2 separate regions of the Homo sapiens genome follow, and region 2 is linked to region 1. The links are chromatin loops, found by intact Hi-C in ENCODE. Cell type or tissue: heart left ventricle. All regions are shown on one strand.

Region 1 (4,000 bases):
AAGCTGACCTATTAGAAAACCTTTCACCTTAAATGAAGATAGATACTTTATTTCATTCAACTAGGCATATCATTACTGAGACTATTTTTTCATGTGACCAGAAGTGACTTGACGTATTTTTATGGCCTAAAAATGATCAGATAAATTATAGTTTCTGCTCAAGTTTTCATTGTCCACCTCAGCAAAGCATGGTGGTAGCAAGACTCCTCATTAGGGTAATTCCTTTGTTTCGGCACTATCGTTATTAGTCATTCATTATGAAGCTGATACGGTGATGAAAGAGCTCAAAAAGCTTTTTGGGATACCACTTGATGCAGGCCATTTTTTTTCTCAGTCCTGGAAAAAGTCAACAAGACAACTCCATAGCCAAATTGGACACATGATGCCCGATTTGGTCTACTTATTTTCCAAAAGAATTGTGAACTTCTTCATTAAAAAAAAAAATCTGTGTGCAGGAAATTACTTTAACAGACGAATTTGCAATATCCTTGATGAACATTGATGCAAAAATCCTCAATAAAATACTGGCAAACCGAATCCAGCAGCACATCAAAAAGCTTATCCACCATGATCAAGTGGGCTTCATCCCTGGGATGCAAGGCTGGGTCAACATATGAAAATCAATAAATGTAATCCAGCATATAAACAGAACCAAAGACAAAAACCACATGATTATCTCAATAGATGCAGAAAAGGCCTTTGACAAAATTCAACAACCCTTCATGCTAAAAACTCTCCATAAATTAGGTATTGATGGGATGTATCTCAAAATAATAAGAGCTATCTATGAAAAACCCACAGCCAATATCATACTGAATGGGCAAAAACTGGAAGCATTCCCTTTGAAAACTGACACAAGACAGGGATGCCCTCTCTCACCACTCCTATTCAACACAGTGTTGGAAGTTCTGGCCAGGGCAATTAGGCAGGAGAAGGAAATAAAGGGTATTCAATTAGGAAAAGAGGAAGTCAAATTGTCCCTGTTTGCAGATGACATGACTGTATATCTAGAAAACCCCATTGTCTCAGCCCCAAATCTCCTTAAGCTGATAAGCAACTTCAGCAAAGTCTCAGGATACAAAATCAATGTACAAAAATCACAAGCATTCTTATACACGAATAACAGACAAACAGAGAGCCAAATCATGAGTGAACTCCCAGTCAGAATTGCTTCGAAGAGAATAAAATACCTCGGAATCCAGCTTACAAGGGATGTGAAGGACCTCTTCAAGGAGAACTACAAACCACTGCTCAAGGAAATAAAAGAGGATACAAACAAATGGAAGAACATTCCATGCTCATGGGTAGGAAGAATCAATATCGTGAAAATGGCCACACTGCCCAAGGTAATTTATAGATTCAATGGTATCCCCATCAAGCTACCAATGCCTTTCTTCACAGAATTGGAAAAAACTACTTTAAAGTTCATATGGAACCAAAAAAGAGCCCGCATCGCCAAGTCAATCCTAAGCCAAAAGAACAAAGCCGGAGGCGTCATGCTACCTGACTTCAAACTATACAACAAGGCTACAGTAACCAAAACAGCATGGTACTGGTACCAAAACAGAGATATAGACCAATGGAACAGAACAGAGCCCTCAGAAATAATGCCGCATATCTACAACCATCTGATCTTTGACAAACCTGACAAAAACAAGCAATGGGGAAAGGATTCCCTATTTAATAAATGGTGCTGGGAAAACTGGCTAGCCATATGTAGAAAGCTGAAACTGGATCCCTTCCTTACACCTTATACAAAAATTAATTCAAGATGGATGAAAGACTTACATGTTAGACCTAAAACCATAAAAACCCAGAAGAAAACCTAGGCAATACGATTGAGGACATAGGCATGGGCAAGGACTTCACAAAAGCAATGGCAACAAAAGACAAAATTGACAAATGGGATCTAATTAAACTAAAGAGCTTCTGCACAAAAAAAGAAACTACCATCAGAGTAAACAGGCAACCTACAAAATGGGAGAAAATTTTTGCAACCTACTCATCTGACAAAGGGCTAATATCCAGAATCTACAATGAACTCAAACAAATTTACAAGAAAAAAACAAACAACCCCATCAAAATGTGGGCAAAGGTTATGAACAGACACTTCTCAAAAGAAGACATTTATGCAGCCAAAAAACACATGAAAAAATGCTCACCATCACTGGCCATCAGAGAAATGCAAATCAAAACCACAATGAGATACCATCTCACACCAGTTAGAATGGTGATCACTAAGAAGTCAGGAAACAACAGGTGCTGGAGTGGATGTGGAGAAATAGGAACACTTTTACACTGTTGGTGGGACTGTAAACTAGTTCAACCATTGTGGAAGTCAGTGTGGCGATTCCTCAGGGATCTAGAACTAGAAATACCATTTGACCCAGCCATCCCATTACTGGGTATATATCCAAAGGATTATAAATCATGCTGCTATACAGACACATGCACATGTATGTTTATTGCGGCACTATTCACAATAGCAAAGACTTGGAACCAACCCAAATGTCCAACAATGATAGACTGGATTAAGAAAATGAGGCACATATACACCATGGAACACTATGCAGCCATAAAAAATGAAGAGTTCATTTCCTTTGCAGGGAGATGGATGAAACCGGAAGCCATCATTCTCAGCAAACTATTCCAAGGACAAAAAACCAAACACTGCATGTTCTCACTCATAGGTGGGAATTGAACAATGAGAATCCATGGACACAGGAAGGGGAACATCACACTCTGGGGACTGTTGTGGGTGGGGGAATGGGGGAGGGAAAGCATTAGGAGATATACCTAATGCTAAATGACGAGTTAATGGGTGCAGCACACCAACATGGCACATGTATACATATGTAACAAACCTGCACATTGTGCACATGTACCCTAAAACTTAAAGTATAATAATAATAAACAGGTTAAGAGAAAAAAAAAACAGAAGAATTTGCTAACAAATATGTGTGTGCTGACTGTTCAAAGTAAATTATATTTAGATTATTTTCAACACATTAAACTTATGCATTTATTCAAATTAACTCAAGAAAATTCAGATCTAATTCATATCTTTGAAACCACATAGATGTGAACTCAATGTGGATGTAAAATGCTGCCCAACTAGTCATCAGGGTTACCTAGCTCTAATCGGGTTCTCTAACATATTATACTAGTTCTTTCAGAGTGTGGTCCCTGGATCAGTAGCATCCACTTTACCAGGGAACTTATCAGCCATGCAAACAATCGGCCCCCCTTCCCAAGCCTACTGAAGTAGAAACTGTTGGGGGTGGTGGTGCTAGGGGCAGCAATACGGATCTTAACAAGACCTTCTAGAGACTCCAATGCACACTAGTTTCAAAGTCACTGTATTGACACAAAGATCTTTTAAATAACAACTATTTCATAGTGCTCCCCTTATTAGCCTAAATTTTATAAATGACGTAACTTACCCATATAAATTTTTGAATCAATATAATACCTTAGCTGTGTAATGCCTAAATAAAAGTAGTACAATAAAATAATCTTAATTTCTCTATATTAGCATTCAGGCATGATGACACTTAGAGATTCTGAAGTATTGAAACAATTGAACCAATCACCGTGAGTACAACAGCTACACATGCAGAGAAGGAGGGCAGTGAAAGATTCTTGACAAAAATATCATGATCACATTACTGATGTGATACAACTGAGTAACTCTGGGAAATTTTAAACTACAAAGAAATACAATCCTCAATCTTTTATCAATATGTACAATAGTAGCACTCCTGGAAAATCAGTGTATACTACAACTGCCAAAAAATGTGCGTGTGTGTTTATATGTAAAATCAAATTAGTCTCTATGCTCCAATTAATATAAACAGGTTCTCTCCTACACAAATGTCTGGTGAGGAATTTAAAATTCTTGCAGGAAAAATACAATCTTTTATATTGCAGGATGGATAGCATCTCACACACTAAATGCCTGTGGTTAATCATTGGAACAAGCATAAAAACATCCCCCAGC
Region 2 (4,000 bases), 130 kb after region 1:
GTGGCAAGGATCAAAATGTCTGGTTAGATGGATACTTCCAAGGAGTTGGAAATATAAAGCAATGAACTGGGCAAGAATCTTCAAAGTTATGTCAGTTGGCATGAAAATGTGGACATCTTCTCCAAAAGGGCATAAAAATTGATCAATGTAATTTAGCAAAAAGCTTTTGAATGCCTGGTATGTGCTTGTTGCTATGCTACACGCAGATGGTCATTAAGATGTAGTCTCTGCTTCCAAGGAACCCAGGCCTAACAAAGGGGATAGATACCAGATTAAAAAATAAAACAGTATAACTGAAATTTTTAAATAATATCAAAGGCACTACAGAAACAGGAATTAATTTTGTGGAAGTCTGAAACACTAAGACTTGATCAATATGTGAGATCTCAAGAATGAGTAAGGATATATGGACAAAAGAGATGGGAGAGTGCCACTCGGGCCAAGGGGAACAGCTCGTACAATGATGCACAAATGCAAAATCTCAGATGTCTGCAAGGAAGAGAGTGCCCTAGTGGGGCTAAGGTCTATATTACAGAACACATAGGAGAAAGCTTGAGTTGAGATCAAAGGGATAGACCCAGTTATAAGAAACTTACTACTAAGCTAGCGGACAGAGCCTATGGGACTTGGAAAAACACTAGTGACCATAGGATCAGAGATATAACCTGTGTTAAGTCAGATCATTTTTGTTTCCCACATTTTTCTGTGCTTGTATCCTTATATTTGTGGTTCTGTGTTTGGCTGATATTTGAATATTTCATGCTATATTAATTGTAATAAAAAGAACTGAAAATGGGGTTCCTTTTTGCGCTTGAACCAGACCTTTAAAATAACTACAGCATAGCCCCAGAGAATGGTTTGATGATGGTGGGAGTGATTAGAACAGAAAAACCCCAAGACAAAGATAAATCCAGGAGAACAAAGAAACAGCTGCTTGTTCACCTGCTCTCCTCTTCAAAAATCATCTCCTTCCAGTGGTAAAATCCATGGAGCTTCTGGGTTTTGTTTTTAATAAGAGAGGCTGTTCTTTTTTCAATAGCTGACACTATATGATTCAGCTATTACGCATTTAATAAGAATTGAAAGAGAACAGCAAAATATCTATAATCAAAGAAAATTCAATAATTGAGGAAATTATCAGAATAATATATGCAAACTGACCACTTAAAATTATTATAAAGATATAGTAGAAATCTGTTTCACTATTTATCTGAAACATCTGGCTTTTCTTTCTTCAACTGCAGACGTAAGAGCAAAATGCCTTTCTCAAGGAGCTGGAAGCCATCCGTCCAAAATGCAATCATCATCATCCATGGATGCCTTGCTCTAAGTTGTAAACCTGCCTCCTGTCATGAAGATATGGAAAGTTTACTTTTCCTTTGGGTAAGTCCAATTAGCAAACACAGGCAATCTATGATTCTCCTCACCCCGGCTCTTAAAAACTCTCCAGCCCTTTGTTTTGGGGAAGTTGGGTTCAATCTCTCTCCTCTACTGAAATAGCCTTGAATAAAGTCTTCCTTGCCTGTTTAACTTTTTCCAGTGCAATTTTTCTGCATTATTCACATCAAAAAAACAGTCACATATTTCTGCTATACTGTATTCCCAGTGACAGGTCTTTGCCTTCATTATACAATGTTTCGCATGAATTTAAAAATCACCTATTTAGTGTTCCACAGAAGACCCACCTGAGGTAAGCATATTGTGGTGATTAAATTTTTGCACAGAAGTTGAAATTGGGATGATTTAAAACTTGGAACTCAAAATTAACAAGAATTGGGTCACAATTCCTATCAAGAGATTCAATAATATTATTAAATCCTTCAACCTCTGATTTCCTGATAAGAAATCAGAGATATTACGTGATCTCATTTAGAAAGCTGGCCAATGCTACATTCTCTTATTAGTTAAAAAGGCAGCTCTAGAGATCTTGCAAGGAGCCACAAGGAGTTGCAGAGAGAGAACACAGCAGTGTTGGACTTAGAGAGACTTCAATCTGAATTCTAGTTCTACTGCTGACTATCTCTGTTAGTTAAAAAGGCAGCTCTAGAGATCTTGCAAGGAGCCACAAGGAGTTGCAGAGAGAGAACACAGCAGTGTTGGACTTAGAGAGACTTCAATTTGAATTCTAGTTCTACTGCTGACTATCTCTGTTAGTTAAAAAGGCAGCTCTAGAGATCTTGCAAGGAGCCACAAGGAGTTGCAGAGAGAAAGCACAGCAGTGTTGGACTTAGAGAGACTTCAGTTTGAATTCTAGCTCTACCGCTGACTATCTCTGTGACTTTACAGGCAAACTACTTAACTTAAAGATTCAGATTCCCTGTCTTTAAAAAGAAGATAATAATAATCACTTGGACGTCATGCTGTAAGTCATATGTGAGATGATGTGTGTAAGTGAGACAGACGGTGGCTGTCGTCACCTGCTCAGGCCACTAGTGTCTGAGACAGCTGTGCAATGCTCACCATCTAAAAGGGAATTGACAGTATGTGCCAGAGAAGAGTCAGAGACTTCTCCAAAGTGAACTCTGCCCTCCTAGGGTGATGGGAGTCTCTTGCCAGCAACTGTCAGCACTTGTGGTTGAGGCTCACCTCTCAGCAGAAAGCCTGGCTACACCAGGGCATTGGCTCTCCTCTGTCCTCACCCAAGAGCAAGTGCCTCAAGCTATCTTGAGCACAGGAGGAAAACCCACCCCAATAATTAACTCCACAAACAGAACAGACTCAATCCACTGTGAAAGGTGATATGAGAAAAGCTTTGTTTTTGAGCTGGTTCTACAAAAACAAAAATACACAAAACAAAATCAAACAATAAACCTGGACGTAAAAAAAGTAAGAGGGTTCTTCAACTTCTTGATTTTTTGAAAAACGTTATAAAGCAAAAGCTTTTAACACCTAAATAGAGGAGCACAGTAATGTTTTAACTTCAGTAGGAGAATAAGAACTGGATATAAATTGGCAGGAATTGCATTTCAGCTCTAACTCTCATGTATATCCCATTTAGTCTTTAATATTTGGCAACAATCACCTGGAAAGAATTGACATCTTCCAGGAAATTTCATCACACTAGAGATCCTGATGAAAATTAGATTCGTGATAGCAACATGTCCCATAAAGTATCTCATTCAAAAACTAATGGCGTGTTATTTTTATGAAGTGTATTTTGGGAGTCTCACTCCTATTTGGGAAATTTTTATTCTTCAATGTCCTCAATCAGAGATTTCTCCATTAAAATTCACATATAAAAATTTGTATATGAACCACAGAAAGTGATCGTATTCATGAGTCAAATAATAGATTTGTCTTAAGAACTACCTAGGTTTGAGCACTTTTATTTCCTCATTCAAAAAGCAATTCAGAACTCTTAAAAAAATTGATAGTCTATAACCACCTTTAAGAAAGTGGGTTTTCAGTCCACTTTCTTAATCTTACACTTTCTATTCCCCACCCACATGACTTTGCTTTTCTCCTGGCAAGAACAGATAATAACACAAGGAAAACAAGAAGGGCAATATCTGTGCTGATTATTCAGAGAAGCAAAATATTTCTCATCTTTGTATATTCGTTGGTGGCAAAAATAATTTTCCTCTTTGTTCCCATAGATACAGTAAGTCTGATTAGTAATCAGAATAATAGATCATAAATCACAAAGCCAGTTAAATATCATCTGTCCTTATGTAATATTTTAAACATATTCTTGTTTACTAATTGGTCCCATTTGTTACAATAACATGATTTTGAAAGGTGATTTGACTTAAATTTAGATGCATTTCATATATACATGTAGAAAAAAATGGTATTACCATGCTTGACCATGTGTAAACTGTAATCAAAAAGATATTACACAGATGATATAGAATAATGTATACCTATTTCTAAGACAGGTCAAAATACTGAATGTTTTCGCATTTCCCATATTAGAAGCACTTTCGGTTCTATCTCCCCCATCTTTCTCCTACAAATTATGAGGTATTCATTTTCAGTATTCATCCCGAGTAAATAATCT

Evidence for each region. Peaks named below come from ENCODE experiments on the same cell type or tissue, not always from the same donor. Only the 100,000 strongest peaks of a DNase experiment are listed, where the experiment ranks them.
Region 2: a loop joins it to region 1, with 2.6 times the contacts of the local background. A loop is called at or near these places in 7 of 110 quality-filtered maps.

What each region holds. Positions count from the first base shown.
Region 1 is chr2:182,453,002-182,457,001 of GRCh38, forward strand. It overlaps a transcript of PDE1A not described here. Among named protein-coding and RNA genes, the nearest start is that of PDE1A, 28 kb to the left of the region's middle. In heart left ventricle, no CTCF peak of the experiment used is centred here; no DNase peak of the experiment used is centred here.
Region 2 is chr2:182,582,164-182,586,163 of GRCh38, forward strand. It overlaps a transcript of PDE1A not described here. Among named protein-coding and RNA genes, the nearest start is that of DNAJC10, 130 kb to the right of the region's middle. In heart left ventricle, no CTCF peak of the experiment used is centred here; a DNase peak (open chromatin) is centred at 2,428.